Linked DNA regions of Homo sapiens: region 1 is linked to region 2. The links are chromatin loops, found by intact Hi-C in ENCODE. Cell type or tissue: natural killer cell. All regions are shown on one strand.

What was found. Hi-C counts contacts between places; a loop is a spot of excess contacts. Peaks named below come from ENCODE experiments on the same cell type or tissue, not always from the same donor. Only the 100,000 strongest peaks of a DNase experiment are listed, where the experiment ranks them.
Region 1: a loop joins it to region 2, with 13 times the contacts of the local background. A loop is called at or near these places in 4 of 110 quality-filtered maps.

What each region holds. Positions count from the first base shown.
Region 1 is chr14:74,834,656-74,842,655 of GRCh38, reverse strand. It overlaps YLPM1 (YLP motif containing 1), which reads right to left. Exons shown (of 21, transcript NM_019589.3): 20 at 7,209-7,391; 21 at 5,338-6,881. The coding sequence ends at 7,245. It overlaps LOC105370569 (a long non-coding RNA gene), which reads right to left and starts at 3,490. Exons shown (of 2, transcript XR_944033.3): 1 at 2,511-3,490; 2 at 637-2,055. RefSeq lists an enhancer at 595-754. In natural killer cell, no CTCF peak of the experiment used is centred here; DNase peaks (open chromatin) are centred at 915, 3,715, 4,305 and 6,845; H3K27ac peaks cover 4,692 bases.
Region 2 is chr14:74,614,367-74,622,366 of GRCh38, reverse strand. No RefSeq gene overlaps it. Among named protein-coding and RNA genes, the nearest start is that of LTBP2, 6.1 kb to the right of the region's middle. RefSeq lists enhancers at 1-175, 3,639-4,838. In natural killer cell, no CTCF peak of the experiment used is centred here; DNase peaks (open chromatin) are centred at 3,836, 4,206, 4,776, 7,366 and 1 weaker place; H3K27ac peaks cover 2,890 bases.

The DNA of each region.
Region 1 (8,000 bases), 220 kb before region 2:
CATTTTTGTTGCCCAGGCTGGTCTCTAATTCCTGGGCTCAAGTGATCTGCCTGCCTCAGCTTCCCAAAGTGCTAGGATTACAAGTGTGAACCACTGTGCCCAGCCAATAATGCTAATATCTAAAGGATGAGAAAAGCAAGGCAGAAACAATAGAAACCCCAGGGAATAAGTCACACAGTGTGGCTGCAGTGTAGTGCACATGTAGTAAGGACAGCTCAAGAGGAATCTGGAGAAGTAGCTGGGATCATGTTACTGATAGACTTTAACGCCAAGTTGATGAATTTGTCCTTAAAAAGATTAGGAATGGAGCGCTACCGAGTGAAGCAGGTAAGATGCTCATCACTGGGTGAAAGCAAATGGACTAGTTACATAAGAAATTACAAATTAAAGAAAACAAAATTATTAATAGTTCTGTAAGCTATTTGCATAACAATACACAAATGATTTTCTCTACTTTGTGGAGAAAACTCCACTGCTCTTGTACAATCACTGAATCCAATACTCTGTTAATTTTCAAGCTTCTGTTATTCATGAGAATTACCCAACCAAGTAGTAAGTGTTTAAGAGGGATCCTAGGTGTATAGCTACCTTATACATGAGAGTTTAAGGAAGTTGGTTTCAGAAGTAATCACATTGTTCCTGATAGTCATATCAGAATGTATTTCCAGGTCCACAGAGTTTAGTAAATACACACATGTCCACTTGCACACGACACACAAAATAAAGGAGAATTCACCATCCTAGAATTTATGAAGGTCTTCATAAAGGAGGTATTGTAGTTAAGAAAAAAGAAAGTGACAGGTTATGGACCAGGAAACCCAAATTCTAGTCTTGTTTTGCCACTGAGTAACAGTGAGACTTTGAGCAAGTCACTTCCCTTCTTTCGGTCTCAGAAACCTCATCTGTAAAACAAGAAGGATCTCACCAGAACCAACTCTAAGGTCTAACCACTTCTCTAAATATCAAAGGTTTCAAGCCGGCAGTCCACAAGTCAGATGTGGCAGGCAGGCTGTGAGGGCCAAAGCACTCACAAACAAAAAGAACCTGATGCTGAAATACTGGAAGATCTCACATAAAAATCCAGATTTTTCACTTTTTCTTGAAAACCCAGGAAATCTGGCAATATGAGACCTATATCCCCACATGGCCACAATCTGCTATGGCTGAGCAGGTGCTGCCCCCGATTGACCTGACCTATCTAGTTGTCTAGTTTACCAGTCTCCACCCTCTGCCTTGCTCATCTGTTACCTGCCTGAGTCTGTGACCCTTGCCATACACATAGGAAACATTCCCTGTATTTACTCACTCTACAGATATATGAGCCATGCACTGAGCCAGATGCTGTAAAAGAAATAAGCATCAGACATATCTACTTGAGAAATACAAACTCACTGTCAGAAATAACAGATCTGAGAGTGGAATTTCAAGTTATGGCAGAAGATATTATTTCAATTTTTCAAATATGGTTAAGAGATGGATCTGTAGCCTAGATCAGTATTTTCAGGAAAAGGAGTACGAATATTTGGTAAAAAGTTCAAGCTTCTTAAGTAGAAGACACAAAGTCAAGCCTTTCCCTATACAGTAAACCATTAAGTCCACAGGCTCTTTGTAGGATCACAAATGCAAGGCACTGCTGGCAGGCAGAGGGCTGTACATGAATGCAGAAGCTCAGCCCCAGTCATAAAGATGCTCCTTGACTATTTCAAATGTGAAAGCAATGGACCTGAAAACTGAGAATGGATCAGTCACTGAGGTGCACGTGCATATAAATATCCAGGTTCTGAGAACAGTGACCTAAGGTATTAACTCTCAGTCACGTGTGGACCAGGGGATCATCAGAGTCTCTGACCATTCTGGTTCTCTAAGACACATCATGGTTCTTTGCTTTGTCAGTCTCCTATCATGCAGAATTTTCCAGGAAACAAGATGTGCCTTCGTCATCTCATTACTGTCATACTGTCTTGAGAGTTCACCGCTGTGCTGTGCTGGTCCTTAAGTGCTTGTCATCCTTTGAGTATGTCTATGAAATGGTGCCATCGGTATTTTCCTTCATTGCTAGAAATCAGGCAAGTACAGGAAGCTGCAGAATGACTGAGTATATGTGAAATTCATAATTTATAACAGTAAACGAGAGCATGAATACCCATTAATAGAGACTCTGTAAGTTAAAATGATAGTAAAGACATAAAACATTCTGCAGCTGCAAAAGAGAATGAGTTGGAAAGCTACTCAGCAATAAAAAGGAATAAGCTATTGACACACATAACAACTTAAATGAATCTCAAGAAAATTACGCTGAGTGAAAAAAGCCAAAATGCCAATCCCAAAAGGTTACATACTGTATGACTTCATATTTATAACATTCTTTAAATGACAAGATTATAAAAATGGAGACCAGATTAGTGGCTGCCAAGGGTTAGAGATGGTGGGGTTGGGGGACTAGGAGAAAGGTGGAGGGTGGTTACACCAACCTACATATATGAAAGAATTGTATACAAATATACCCATACCATGTATTCCATGCCACGAAAAGAACAGAGATGCAGCTGAAACAATTTCTGAAATTTTTCAGTAAACCTCTTTATATTATGAAGGTACCTTTGGAAAACCAAAGAAGGAGGTGGGGGGGAGAGAAAATGTGAATATTTTATATATGATCTGAATGACCTCTAAAACATACTGGTAAAGGAAAAATAAGGTAGTGTGTGTACAAAAACCAGGTAAAAACATTAATACTTAATGCTTATCCACACAATTTTTCTCAACACTGGTTGCCTCTACAGATGGAGTCGTGGGAGGCTGAGGGTTAAGATGGATGGGACACTTGAACCTCCTGAGTTTTATACCTTTATGAACGCATTATTTATTCACAAAGTTACTTTCTTCTTGAATATGTGAAAATCAAGGCAAATCAATGATTCTGTGCCCTCACCTATGTTTATACCTGTGGTCTGACAACTACTTTCTGTTACTACTCAACCCCCTCTAAGTACTAAATTACCTTTTACACCTGAGCCTCTCAAGCCTCCGTACTAGTTCTGAAAATCAATGTCACTGGTTACCTGAAAATGCTTCTGAATAATTACTCTTTCAACACACTGTACTATTACATATGACATAGCTCAGTCTATGATAGCTGACTATAAAACGTGACAACTATCTTCAAGCCAGCTGGATATTTTGAATTTCAAAAAGAACACATGAGAACAAGTCAAAAAGTAACGATGATGGTGACTACTGATTTTTGAGCTTTTACTATGTGCTCAGTACTGTGCCAAGTAGCTTACATGCATTATCTCAATGTTTAATAGGTGTGTTTTGTTATTTTCATTTTATAGGCAGGAAACTGAAGCTCAGATAGGTTAAAATATTTCAGCCAGGCACGGTGGCTCACGCCTATAATCCCAGCACTTTGGGAGGCTGAGATAGGCGATCATTTGCTCCCAGGAGTTCAAGACCAGCCTGTGAAACATGGCAACAACCAATCTCTTAAAAAAAAAAAAAAAAAAAAAGGCTGGGTGTGGTGGTGCACACTTGTAGTCCCAGCTACCTGGGAGGCTGAGATGGGAGAATCACCTGAGCCCAGGAAGTTGAGGCTGCAGTGAGCTATATCGCGTCACTGCACTCCAGCCAACAGAGTGAGACCTTGTCTCCAAAAAAAAAAAAAAAAAAAAAAAAGTTGCTTAAGGTCATACAGCTTCTAGAAGAATCTGAACTTGTATTAGGGTCTGTGAATACTAAAAATGAGAAATCATTCTCCTTCTATGGCTTAGCAAAACTTATCTCAGCTGAGAATCTGTTGCTTTTATAATCCTAGTAATTAAGCCAGGCTCTAGACATCTTTACCAAAATATCTGCAATTTGCACAGTTAGCAGGATAAAATACTTAACACAAAAACTGAGGGGCCTACAAAATAAGAAAACCTCAGTTGAGATTCTTAGTCAATCTAATAAAAAATGTAATAGTCGATCTCTAGATGACATGGCACCTACTTTGGTTTGCTCAATGATCAAAACTCTTTCACGAGGAAAACAAATCCAACCAGAAAATTTAAGATTTTATCTTTGTCAATAAACTTCTGGATTTAACACTGATATCTGAATCAAACTCAAACTTCTAGAAAATTATATGAATCAACTGTCAATAGACTACTTGTGTATTATTATTAATGACTTCTGATTCTACAATCAGTCCCTGAATATTTCAAATACGGCACTTAACTCTAAATATTCTCAAACAGAAACATTTCTGGGTCTCGTCTACTGAATTCCTCACACAGGAAGTTTACAAGTAAAGTTAGATCACTTAAGTGAGAGATTTCACTTTCAGTTTAAAATGTCTGAAATCATCCTTTACAGAGCTGACAAAAAAAAAAAAAAAGCTGAAATACCCACCAAGGTATCAGAAACCTTTCCCAACATAAGATTATTTTAAGTAACATGACACCACAAAAGATTTAAAATAAAACTCATATGATTTAAACCAGCAACTTTCTAAGAGAAGACAATGTTAATAAAATTAAAATAAAATGCTAGCAAATAATGGAATCCAAAATTAGTCCTCTGCATTTCCAGGACACCTCTTAACAAACTTAAAATATTTGTATTATCAAGGCATTTTCTACCCACACCAAATTTCTTCTTCAAGATACCTTGGGCTTCCTATACGATACTGCTTCTAATAGTAATGTAAGTGCAAGAATTTTGTTAAGTCCCACATTGGACTAGCAAAATCAATTATCAGCTGGCTGTCTCTATTACTCTTTTTGGTGCCAAATCTTTTTTCATTAATCTCCTTGCATGAAGGTTGTTATACCCATTTTCTAAAGTAGGAGCACTCTATGTTCATTCTCTAAGGTCACGTAATCTATATCTTCTGAAAATTGGCAGAGGCCGTTTCTGACTATGTTAACTCTTCCCCAGCTTCCCACCCTGCCCTGGTATAAGAGCACAGACATAAAGCCATGGCTGTAAGGTGAAAACACACATATGCAAAATTACCCATGATTCCAAGTGACTCACGGATAATCACCACTCATTTCATTGGCATTCTAACTACTGTCAGAACATCACAAGGTTAAGGACAACTGAAATAAAGCATCCTGCAGAAGAACATATCGGCCTCCATTTCATCTGAACTAGAGAACACATTATGGAAGTTTTGTTTTTGATAATAGGCATTGGGTGGCTTTAGAAAGTAGTAAATGAGTCTTTGTACAAACAATAATTCTATTTGGCTATTTTTGCGACATATCTTCACTCTACATAATAAAGGCTGCTGAGAAAGGTCAGTACACAGAAATGTATTGTAGGCCAATAAGCAATGAAAATAGCTTATTAAATACTACAAACAGCAGAAGTTATTTAATGTAGCAATTTATACATTCAATATTGACTTAATGAACTTAAAGTCACTTGCTTAAAAATTCAGATTTTCAGGGAAGATAAAAGTACAGAAAGTTGTTAGAATTTCCATTAAATTAGGGGTATTCAGTACTATAATATCAATTTGTTGAACCCAAAGTGATACTATTCAAATGCTAGTAACTATTAGCTCTATTCATACAGTCTTTAATGTAGGTCATAAAAGTAAAGGATTTTCATCTGTGGCCTGAAAGAGAATATTTCAAAATATTGAAGTCTTCAGTGAACACATTTACAAATTACTGAGTTGGATTACAAAATGCAAATTATGCTTGAGGAAGAAGGCTCTCTCATCTTCTTTCATGCTAAAAGATGACTTTTTTCTTTGCAGGATGAAAAAGGGAAGAGTCCCTTTTCTGTGTTTACATAGAAATAATATTTGGGTTTTATCTCTGTATGTTTCTGGGTTCCACCTGGTATTAACCACAAGAGAGGAAATTCTGTGCAGAAGGCCATGCTTTCCAGTAATGAACAATCTGGCAAGAACTTGAAAACCTGACAGGCTTAAAGGTTACATGCCAGAGTGCTCTGCATCTTTATACTCTTTCCCTGCAATCTTCATTTAAAAATCCACAATTCAAGTTCAAATGAAGGCAACAAGCTTGAGTTCCACAGAATACATCAGTTCTGTCTACCAGAATTCAAAGCCAGATCAGGAAAAAATAAAAACCTAACAGCATAAAGGCAGAAAGTGAAAAGAAGAAGGAAGGAAAGAAGAGAGGGAAGAACAGAGAGAGGATCAAAAAAAATTTTTAAATAAAGCATCATGTTACAGAATGGATATGCTCCAGGGAACTGATGAATATTTGAACTTGGTCAGTCTTCAAGACACAAAGATAGAGAAATCAGCTATAAAACAAAGATGAGTGTTTTGAACATCATTTGAACCCTGTGTTTTACAACATGTGCTACGGAATCATTGAGCCATATAATATTCAATGAAAAAAAGGTTTTGGGATGTTCAGCTAGCATTTAATTAGGACATACCATATTTAAAAAGCAATTAAAAATAAAATTAAGAAAACAAGAGAAAAGGGCCCATGCTGTATAGCCCATGAATCTCATCGGCTTTATCATGAAAGTTTATTGTTTTTAATCCTAGTACAATCAGCTACCAGTTACATACAGTAAAAAACAGAAACAGCCACAAAGCAATGATGATAGAGATAGTCTGTGACATTGTACAGTGGAGGAAATACTCTCTGTTGGAATCCTCCAGCAGACCCCCGCCTGGCTTCAGCAGTTAAGCTATCACTCCCTCCCTCCCCAAAACAGTTAAAAGAAAAATTAACGTCTTGCTTGGGTACAGCAAGATTCTAATACCTCTTGGGGACACTGGAGAACTTTAAAAAAAACTAAAGCAGTAGAAACAAAACAAGAACTGAAACGTGGAAGCAAGGTGACACACAAAGAAGCTCCGCGAGGCCTTGGCTTCAGACCACCTCAAAGCGAACCACCTGGAAAGAAAAGAAAAGGCTGTCACACCTGGAAAGAACAGGCAAAAAGTTCAGTAGCCCTTAGTATAACATCATTTCAGTCCTTCCCAAATCTATAGAATTCAAGTTTTTCTCAAGGTTTTTATTTTTATAAGTGAGCCAGCTTGCAGAAAATGGCTTCCTTTTCTAATAGTATTGTAAATGTTAACAACTAGTACATACTTACTCTTTCAGAACTATAAAATAACACAAGAAGAGAGCATTTTTAGCAAAATATGCTGTCTTCTTTATCTCAAACCCTTTGAAGCAACCACACAGTAGGCTATTTATATGACTGTGTACTCTTACCTTAGAGGAATAATGACTCCGTTCAAAAACTAAGTCTCATATATATTTGGTTCGATTGAGGGCTTTTTCAGCCAGGTGACCACTTTCATCTGTGATCTTCTCCCAATCAGTCTGTCCGACCACAAAACCTATGGCCCTTTTCCTATCTGCATCCTTCTTCTCTTCCAGGTCTGCCCATCTGACCTAAAAAGAACATAGCATTAGGCTGAGCTTTAGGAAAAATAAATATGCAAAGAGCCCCCTCCCTCTCTGGACAGTCTAAGGGGTAGAATGACTCATTTGAAACCGCAAGTTTAAAAAATTAAAAACTAACCCAGGAAAACTGGGAAAAGCCATATATTTTAAGTCACAAAGAGAAAACTCTCTGGACAATCCAAGTCCTAACCATTCCAGCTCCTGAACAGTTCAGCTCAATCCTGTCCTCTCTTTCTCCTCTGCCATTCCTTTTTATTTAATAATTCACTGACCTCATTTTTTTTTCACCTGAAAGCAAAGCACTAATCTCTACCTAGTCTTCCTGTCTGTACTCACCCGCTCCAGATTCATGCTGCCAGAGTGATCTTCCTAAAACACACAGTTGTGATTCATTTGCTTTAACTCCTTCCCCTACCTACCAGGCAAAGTCCAAGAACTCAGGTCCCTCTTGATCTGGCCCCAACTACACTTTCCTGCAACATCTCTGGCCAGTGCCTATGGCATTTTATACAAACAATACAGACTTCCTTCTAGCACTCAGAGCGCATCGCACCATTTCATGTCTCTATAACTCTGCATATATGTACTAGTCATTCT
Region 2 (8,000 bases):
AATTAGCAGTTTTTCAGTAAGTCCAAAAGGCTGTGTCAATTCCCCTATGGAAGCACTTAACATCACAAAGGGAGTGAAGTTGTCCCCGTGCCTAGCACAGTGCCTGACACATATTAGGTGCTCAAAAAATGTCTGTGGAATGGGAGGGCATCATGATCCCAGCCAAACAGGCTGAATTTTAGAAATGGGTGCTTGGAAGCATCTCAGGCAGTGAAAGGAATTCCAGGCTTCACAAAATAGTGTGCCTGAGGATACCAATACACAACCTGAGACGGAGATTGCGGGTGGGAGGTCTCAGCAGCCAGGCAGGGGTGGATAGTGTGTGTGTGAGTTGCGGGGGGCACTCCATGGAGCAGTGGCTTTATCAGAAATGGGGACTGTTTCCCTTCAACCATCATGGACCCTTCCCTGTTTCTTCTTGTCAGCCAGAGGAGGGAAGCTGCTGACAGCTCATCTCCAATACGCCCTCCGGGACCCTCGAGCCACCCCTCTCCACCAGCAGCTTTGCCACTTACACTCACCATCAGAGATGTTCCCAAGCCCCGAGGCCCTGCCCTGACATGCATAGTGACTCTTGGCTTCCCTGGCCCAGACGGCCAGATAGCTCCCAGCTTCTTGCAGCAGCTGAAAGAGTTGAAAGGCCTGGGAGTCAGGAGGCCCTGGTTCAAGTGCTGGCCAATAACCAGTCACATGACCTTGGGCCAGCATCTCTCCCTCTTTGGGCCTCAGTTTGCCCTGCCATAAATTGAAGAAATGGGATGGCCTATCTCGGGGAGTCCCCTCCACATGCACATTCTGTGGACCCTGCAGTTCCTTGGATCCACATGCTCTCCTTATCTGTCTGCTGCTCAAATCAAAATCTTAGTGTTGACAGGGAATTTGTAAAAATCTTCTTTTTGTAGATGAGGAATCTGAGGCCCAGGGAGGGGAAGGGGTGTGATCAGAAAGATGTACTAAGGGCAGACACAGAATTCCAACTGGAGTCTGCTCCCAGACATGATCTGACTTTGGTTTTAATGACTGCTTGGAATGGAAGAATTCTTTGCACCAAAGCCGCCCATGTGCCTAGCATAGGTTCACATAGGGTATGGCTGGTGCCTCTTCAGCCTTCTGTAGGCAATCAGTTCAGGGTCCATCCTTTTGATCCTGTAGTAGAAGCCAACCAACCTAGACCAAGCCCTGGTGGGGAGACCTGAGCTCTAGCCTTCTCTGTGTAACTGACTAGCTGTGTGACCCTGGGCAAGTCACTCCACCTCTCTGGCTTTATTGCGGTGTGGTTATACGAGCTCCATTGGGCTGTAAGCTCTAGGGAACATGGACTTGTCTGTTTTAATCCCAGGGGGTTGGCTTTCAAAGTAAAGTTTCTTAGTTGAAATTTCAGAGAGAATCTCATTTGTTCAGCAACCAATGATGTCTGTATTTAAGTCAGCCCACAGAAATCTTAGGTCACTGACTGGCCAGTGAAAGGGCTGCCTGTGGCTCAGGTGCTTATCTTTGGTTCAATCCACTGTGGCCTGGAGTGTTATGTCACTGATAAGTACAGTTGCTTTTTCTAGGCATTGTTTAGAAAGGTATCTATTGGATCTCTATTGTCTTGGTGAGGAAACTGGCTCAATGAGTCACTTAGCCCAGGGCACATAACTGGTAAATGATGGTGCTGAGGTTAGAACCACAAAGCCCCTTGTTCTTCCTACTACTCCAGGACCCATAGCTGTGGACTAGTCATGCAGAGCAGAGTGCAGTACGTTGAGGGCTACAGGGATTTGGTGGAAGCAGCAAACTTTCCAGATGGAGGGAGGTGCCCAGGAAGTCTTCATGGAAGAGGCGGCCTTTAAAATGGGAGTTTAAACAAACAGGCAGGGGTGGTGAAGAACATTCCAGATCAAGGAAATAATGTCAGCCAAGGTGTTTGGGTGAGGGGATGGGGGAGAGGAAACTGGGTGGGATTCTGAGAGGGTGAGACTGTGCGGAGTGTCAGCATACATGGCTGGGAGGGTTATGAAACAAGCTTGTGTGTCAAACCCAGTAAGAAGTTTGGGATTGATTTGTGAAGTAGTGGGGATCCATTGAAGGTTGTTGAGCAGGTGAGTGACTTAATCAGAAATGGGCTGCCAGAAAATGTATGGTTAGTTCCCTATAAGTCTGTTCCTCCTGGGAGGCACAGGCTGTTTCACCTTTGCTGTTGTCTTCAGTCAGAAATGGGGAGGAACGGAACAGAGCTGAGGAGATGCCGCTGGCACCACCACTGTTAGGCGGAGGACCAGAGGGGGAGTAAGAAGACAGTGGGCAGGGCCAGGCCTTCATGGCAGGTCATGGGGGGTGAAGAGGAGGAGGAGCAGCTGGAGACGACTTTCCTTCCTCTCTTGGCCATCAGCCTCCTCTGGCCTGAGGTCTGGTCTGGTGAGGCAGAGTACAGAGCATGCCTGTGCTGTCTGTGTGAGTTCCTGAGGAGTGAGATCTTTAATTTTTGTCTGCTGAGCCCTGATGGGCGAGAGGCCAGCCTGTGTTACAACCTCTTGGGGGCCCCTGGGCCAAGGCACTCAGACCACAGTGGACGGAAACAAGGAATGAGTCATTCAGACTAGGACTAGCCGGGGCCCACTGGGATCTGCTGCACCTCGCCTGCCCCCTCAGCCTGGTGTCTGTGCCCTTTCCTGGGGATTTGCCAGGTCTGGGTCTGTTCCTGAGGGACTGGGGCCCTAGAGAGGGTATTGGGGGCACCAGGGCAAACATCATTGAGCCCCCACTCTCCATGGATGATCCAGGGAAAATGGACTCAGGGGATGATGGCAGAAGGCATCCTCTTCCTCTCTTTGTCTTGACAATGGAGAGTGAGAGGGAGCTGGCTTGCAGGCCTCCCTGGGGAGAGCTTGTTTTAGGAAAGACCCTACTGTAGACCTTCCTCTCTGCCCCTGCATCCCTCATCCCTCAGGGTGTGAGGAGTGTTACTATGACCCAGCTCAAAGCCAAGGTGGGCACAGGCTGGAAGATGCCAGCGACAGCCAAGGGAAGCTGCTTCTTGTCCTTTTTTGTCCTCAAATTCCTGCACAGCCATTCTAGAAGCCTAGATAGGCCTGCACAATCCCCCAGCCCACAGGGTTTTCTTCCTGGGGATTTTGAAAGAATAATCCAGGTACATGAGCTCTCCCCATCTGGGTAACTCTCTCCACCTCCAGCAGAGCATATGAAGTCCCCTTGGTCTCACTGGGAGGAATTACAGGGAGGAGGTCTTCCAGCTGCTCACACTGTTGTCCTGCTCAGGTCTTCAGAGACTGTGCTTGAGGAGAAGTTATGCTTCAGGCTCCCCCGGGGGTTTAGAAGATTCCTCCACCCCTCCACCCCCAGCCAGGGACTGAAGGAATTTATGCAGGTAAATAGGAAATGACATCTCAGCTTATAGTGAATGGCACGGAGCTTTCAGATCAGCCCACCCATGCACCAGAGACTGGAAATGAAGGGAAGCGAAGTGAACTAAGTGATTTGAAAGAGCTGCCCATTTCCCATCATTGCAGGACACCCTGGTGTGAGTGCAGTGTGCTGCAGGGAAAACAGCATGGACTTTGGAGTTGTTCAGACTTTTTAGTTGAATCCTGGCTCAACTCCCAGCTGTGTGGCCTTGAGCAAGCGACTACCCCTCTGGGCTTGTGAAATGGGAATGGCAACACCTCTACCACACAGAGCTAAATAGACATTGTATGTATGTCATTTCTCTTTCCCAAAGAGAAAAGCTACGAGTTGAGATGAGCTCTATTCAGCAACTGCAGACTACTTGATGGAGGTGGGGTGAGTGTGGCTGTGACTTCCTTCCTTCTTCTCTGTGGGTGCGAATCAGATTCACCGCCCTGACTCAGAGCGGACCCCTAGCTGGTAAACAGGCCTGAGGAGAATGGGGGATGCTTGGTGGGGGCTGACCTGTGACCACAGTCCCATGCAGCCATTAGCACCCCCACCACACCACAAACAGCTGTGCATGCTTCCAGCTCTGAGAAAAATGCAGCTGTCGGTGGTCTCCCTTCCCCTGGAAGCTGGCATTGGTTTAGCATCTGGGACCAGACAAACCAGGAGTGAATCCCAGCGCAGCCACCTACTGGCTTGTGACTGTGGATGAGTCATTTACTTCCCCGAGCCTTCATTTCCTCATCTGCTATGTGGGGAAATAATAGCACTTCCTTCATCAATAGCGCTTCTCATTAAACAAGGAAGTGACTATAAGATGACTTGGCACAGTGCCTGGTACCTTCTGAGTGCTCAAGAAATACCAAGGCTGGATGTGGTGGCTCACACCTATAATCCCAACACTTTAGGAGGCCGAGACGGGAGGATCACTTGAGTCCAGGGGTTCAAGACCAGCCTGGGCAAAATGGCAAAACCCCGTCTCTACAAAAAATACAAATTAGCCAGGCTTGGTGGCGTGCACCTACAGTCCCAGCTACTTGGGGGGCTGAAGCTGGAGGATTGCTTGAACCCAGGAGGTGGATGCTGCAGTGAGCCGAGATTGTGCCACTGCACTCCAGCCTGGGTGACAGAGTGAGACCCTGTCTCAAACAAACAAACAAACAATAAATGAAATATCAGTTGGTAAATGGAGGAGTAGTAATTGACACCTGCCCCTAGCCCCATGACAGGGTAAACAGGGCTGGCTAGCTAGTTTGTCCTGAAGAGAAAAATGGCAAAAAGAACATCATTATCTCAACTTTCAGATAAGAAAGTAGAAGCCAAATGAAGCTCAGAACTGTGCTGCATTCACAGAAGACGGAAATGAGCTCAGAACTGTGCTCCGCTCACAGAAGACGTAAATGTTCACCACATGTTTGTGGGAGGGCCCTTTCCAGCACACTCTGAAATACAGGCCAGCTCACCTTACCTTTGCAGGAACATCCATACCATGGCTATCACCACCAGCCAGCATGTCATACCCACTTGGAGGAGACAGGCACCGGCAGACCAGGGCAGGGTGGTTGTGAATTCTTGAGGGGACGCCAGGTCATGGCACCTAAGGTGGAATGGTTCTGGCAGCCTTTGCGGGCCTTAACAACCTCACACAGGAGGGAGTCGGCACCTCTCTGTACGGCCTGCACCTTCCAAACTGGAGGCTGAGGCTGCGCAGTGCTGGGGTCCCAGCTGCCCAGTGTCTGGAGCAGAACATCCAAGCCCATGAGCGGCTCCCGTCTGGAAGGCTGGGGGCCCAGTCAAACTTTCCTTCAGCGATTCTGCCCTCTGATTAACCAGGAAATGTGTTATTTGTTCTGAGCAGGGGAACAAGCTCTCCTGGGGAGAGGAATTCAGGGCTGGAGGTCCAGTTACTTCCAAGCAAGAAAAATCCCTGGAATTCTTTCAGGAGTCTGGGTCTCAGCAAAGGGGGCCGAAATGTGGCCCTTGTTTTTGGTCCTTATTTACCAAATTAGCTCAGGTTCTGGTAGACCTCTGGCTGCCAACATTATTCCAGTGAGACATGGAAAAGCAGTGAGTTTGCCCTGGGAGTCCAGGAGACTGCTGTCCCTTGCATGGGGCATGTGTCTGGGCAAACCTTTCCCTGCTGGAATCTCTTTATCAACCCTTTAGACTCTCTCTGCCGGGTTTTCCAGAGATGATTTTCCTCTCCAGACCCAAGAGATGGGTGAGTAGGCTTAGCAGCGATCTAATGAGGGAGAAGGCTTTAATCAGGGGGTGGGGAAGTGACACACGGTGAGTCAGCGGCCATGCTGAAACAGCTTCCCTTCTTTCACTGGGCCAAGAGGATTAAGGGTGGCAGAAAGTTCTGATAACTCCACATCTCCAGGTACATGAGCTCCAGGTACATGAACAGTGGGCTGGCAGGCAGGGAAGAGGGCATTTGGGGATATGCCCTAGAGCTCCTTTGGTGGTGATAGTGGTGGGGTGGTTGGAAAGGTCATGATTCAATTGTGAAGAGGGCTCCAGGCTTACAAGCCCGGGGTGGAGGCAAGGCGGTGTAACCTTAAAAGCTTGGGCTCAGGTGGAAAATGATCCAGGTTTGAATCCTGCCTCTGCTATTTATCAGCTGTGCCATCTTGGGCAAGCCAGTAGCCATTGCCAACCTCAGTTTCCTCCTTTGTATGCGTGGAAATCATAATGCCTCCTTTGGTTGGTTAAATCAGCCAATTGATGTAACATGCTTAGTATGGCGTTTGGACTAAAGTAGGCTCTATCGATTTTGGCAGGTTAAAAAAAAAAAGCAAAACTCAAGTGTTTGTGGGATTGGAGATTCTGAAGAGCTGCAATCAGTCCCAGCAGTTAGAGGGTAAGGGAGATATGGGCAGTAAGTAGGTGGCAGGACAGAGTGTGGCGCCGGGATGGGGTAGAAGATGCCAGTCTTTGGAGTAGATGAACTGGGTTATGGTCCCCAGGCGAACAGGGTGGGAACGTCCAAGGACCACTTGTACTCACTGAGGAGTGGAAGGGGCGCCCGATGGTGAGGGAAAGTTGGTCTGCGTGAGGGTTTTGGCGGAGGCGAAGGGTGAGGGATGAATGGGCGGCAGACTTCCAGAAATGCAGACGGAGGAGACGGAGCAGTAATAATGACTTGGACACACAGGAGGAAAAAATAGCTCAGGGACGAAGATGATGCCAAGGTTTCTGGCTTTTGGAGGCCCACGGGGATCTGAGGTGGGTCTTGAGGGATCTAGAGGGGAGCTTCTGAAGGAAGTGGGTAGGTTCCGGGGAGAGGAAGGGAGCCCAGAACTACAGAGGTGGGTGGATATCTGGGCAAGGAGAGGTAAGTGTGGACCTGGGGCTTCCACAGCTGTGAAGGAGCAGCATCCCAGGAACAGAACGCAGCATTCTGGGAACTAAGGGGCATTCATGGTCAAATGCAAGGGGTAGGGTTCAAGGAGATCTTTAGAGCCAGCCCCAAAGGCAGCAAGCACATGAACCTGGATCAGGAGCTGCCACCCAGAACTCAGTTCCTCTCTCTTAAAATGGGTCTAATGATACCAGCCCTCCCCACTTGATGGGATTACTGTGTCCTTCATTCAGTTAGCTATCCATTTCACACATACTTCTTGGCTGTTCTAGGTTCTGCAGAAACAGTGGTGAGCAACGCAGACAAGATATCTGTTGCTTTAGAGCTGTCATTGTGGTTTGGGAAGTCAGACAAGAAATGATTTTATAGGTTGTTGAATAGGACTTTTCCTCTGCTCTTGGAATATCTGCTGAAGCCACAAAGATAGAACAATGAGGGCTAAATATTCTTGCATTCTGAAGAGAAGTACTAGACACCTTACTAAAGGCAGAACAGGTTCAACAGCAATCAAACTACATCCCTCAATTCCAGTCTACAAATGAAAGGGATTGAAGAAAGTCACTGAAGCATAACACTGCTGCATTTGTGGGCAGGGCTGAGATTTCCCCTGAGGGAACTCCCCAACTCAAACCAAATGAAGGGAGCTCCCAGAGAGAACCAGTCATCTGCAAGAAGAGGAGGCTCTGTCCCTATAACTGTCCCCCCACTGATGCTGACTATGTTGCTGGATGTTACAGGCACCTCGGTGCATTAAACTACAGCAAGACAGTTCATGGGAGAACCCAACATATGTCTTTAGGAATTGAGGACGTACATAAATGAAGAGACTTGTGTGCACTTCCTGTCTGGAGAATTCTGATCGTGGAGCCTCGCTGGAGTGGCCTGTGTGGCAAGGTGAGAAGTGGGCAGGGTGAGGAGCGGCCAACCCACCATTGTTTTGCCTGGCATAGGTGGGACAGTCCTATGAGAGACAGAGGATGCAGGGGTCTCCGAGAGGTTGGCCAGAGAGTAATTTGCTATGGCAACTCAGGGTGGAGGTCCTGTAGAGAACCTCCCAAAAACCCACATATGTGCCCATGAAAAAGCCAGCGCTTGGCACCTGCCAACCAAGGGTACCTGTCACATAAGACTTTGCTACTTTTCCTCTAACACCTCTCTCCCAGCCTTGACAAAGAGGAGCCACAGCAGAAAAGGGAGGTCAGGAAAACAGACCACACCCCACTCTCACCACTGCAGGATC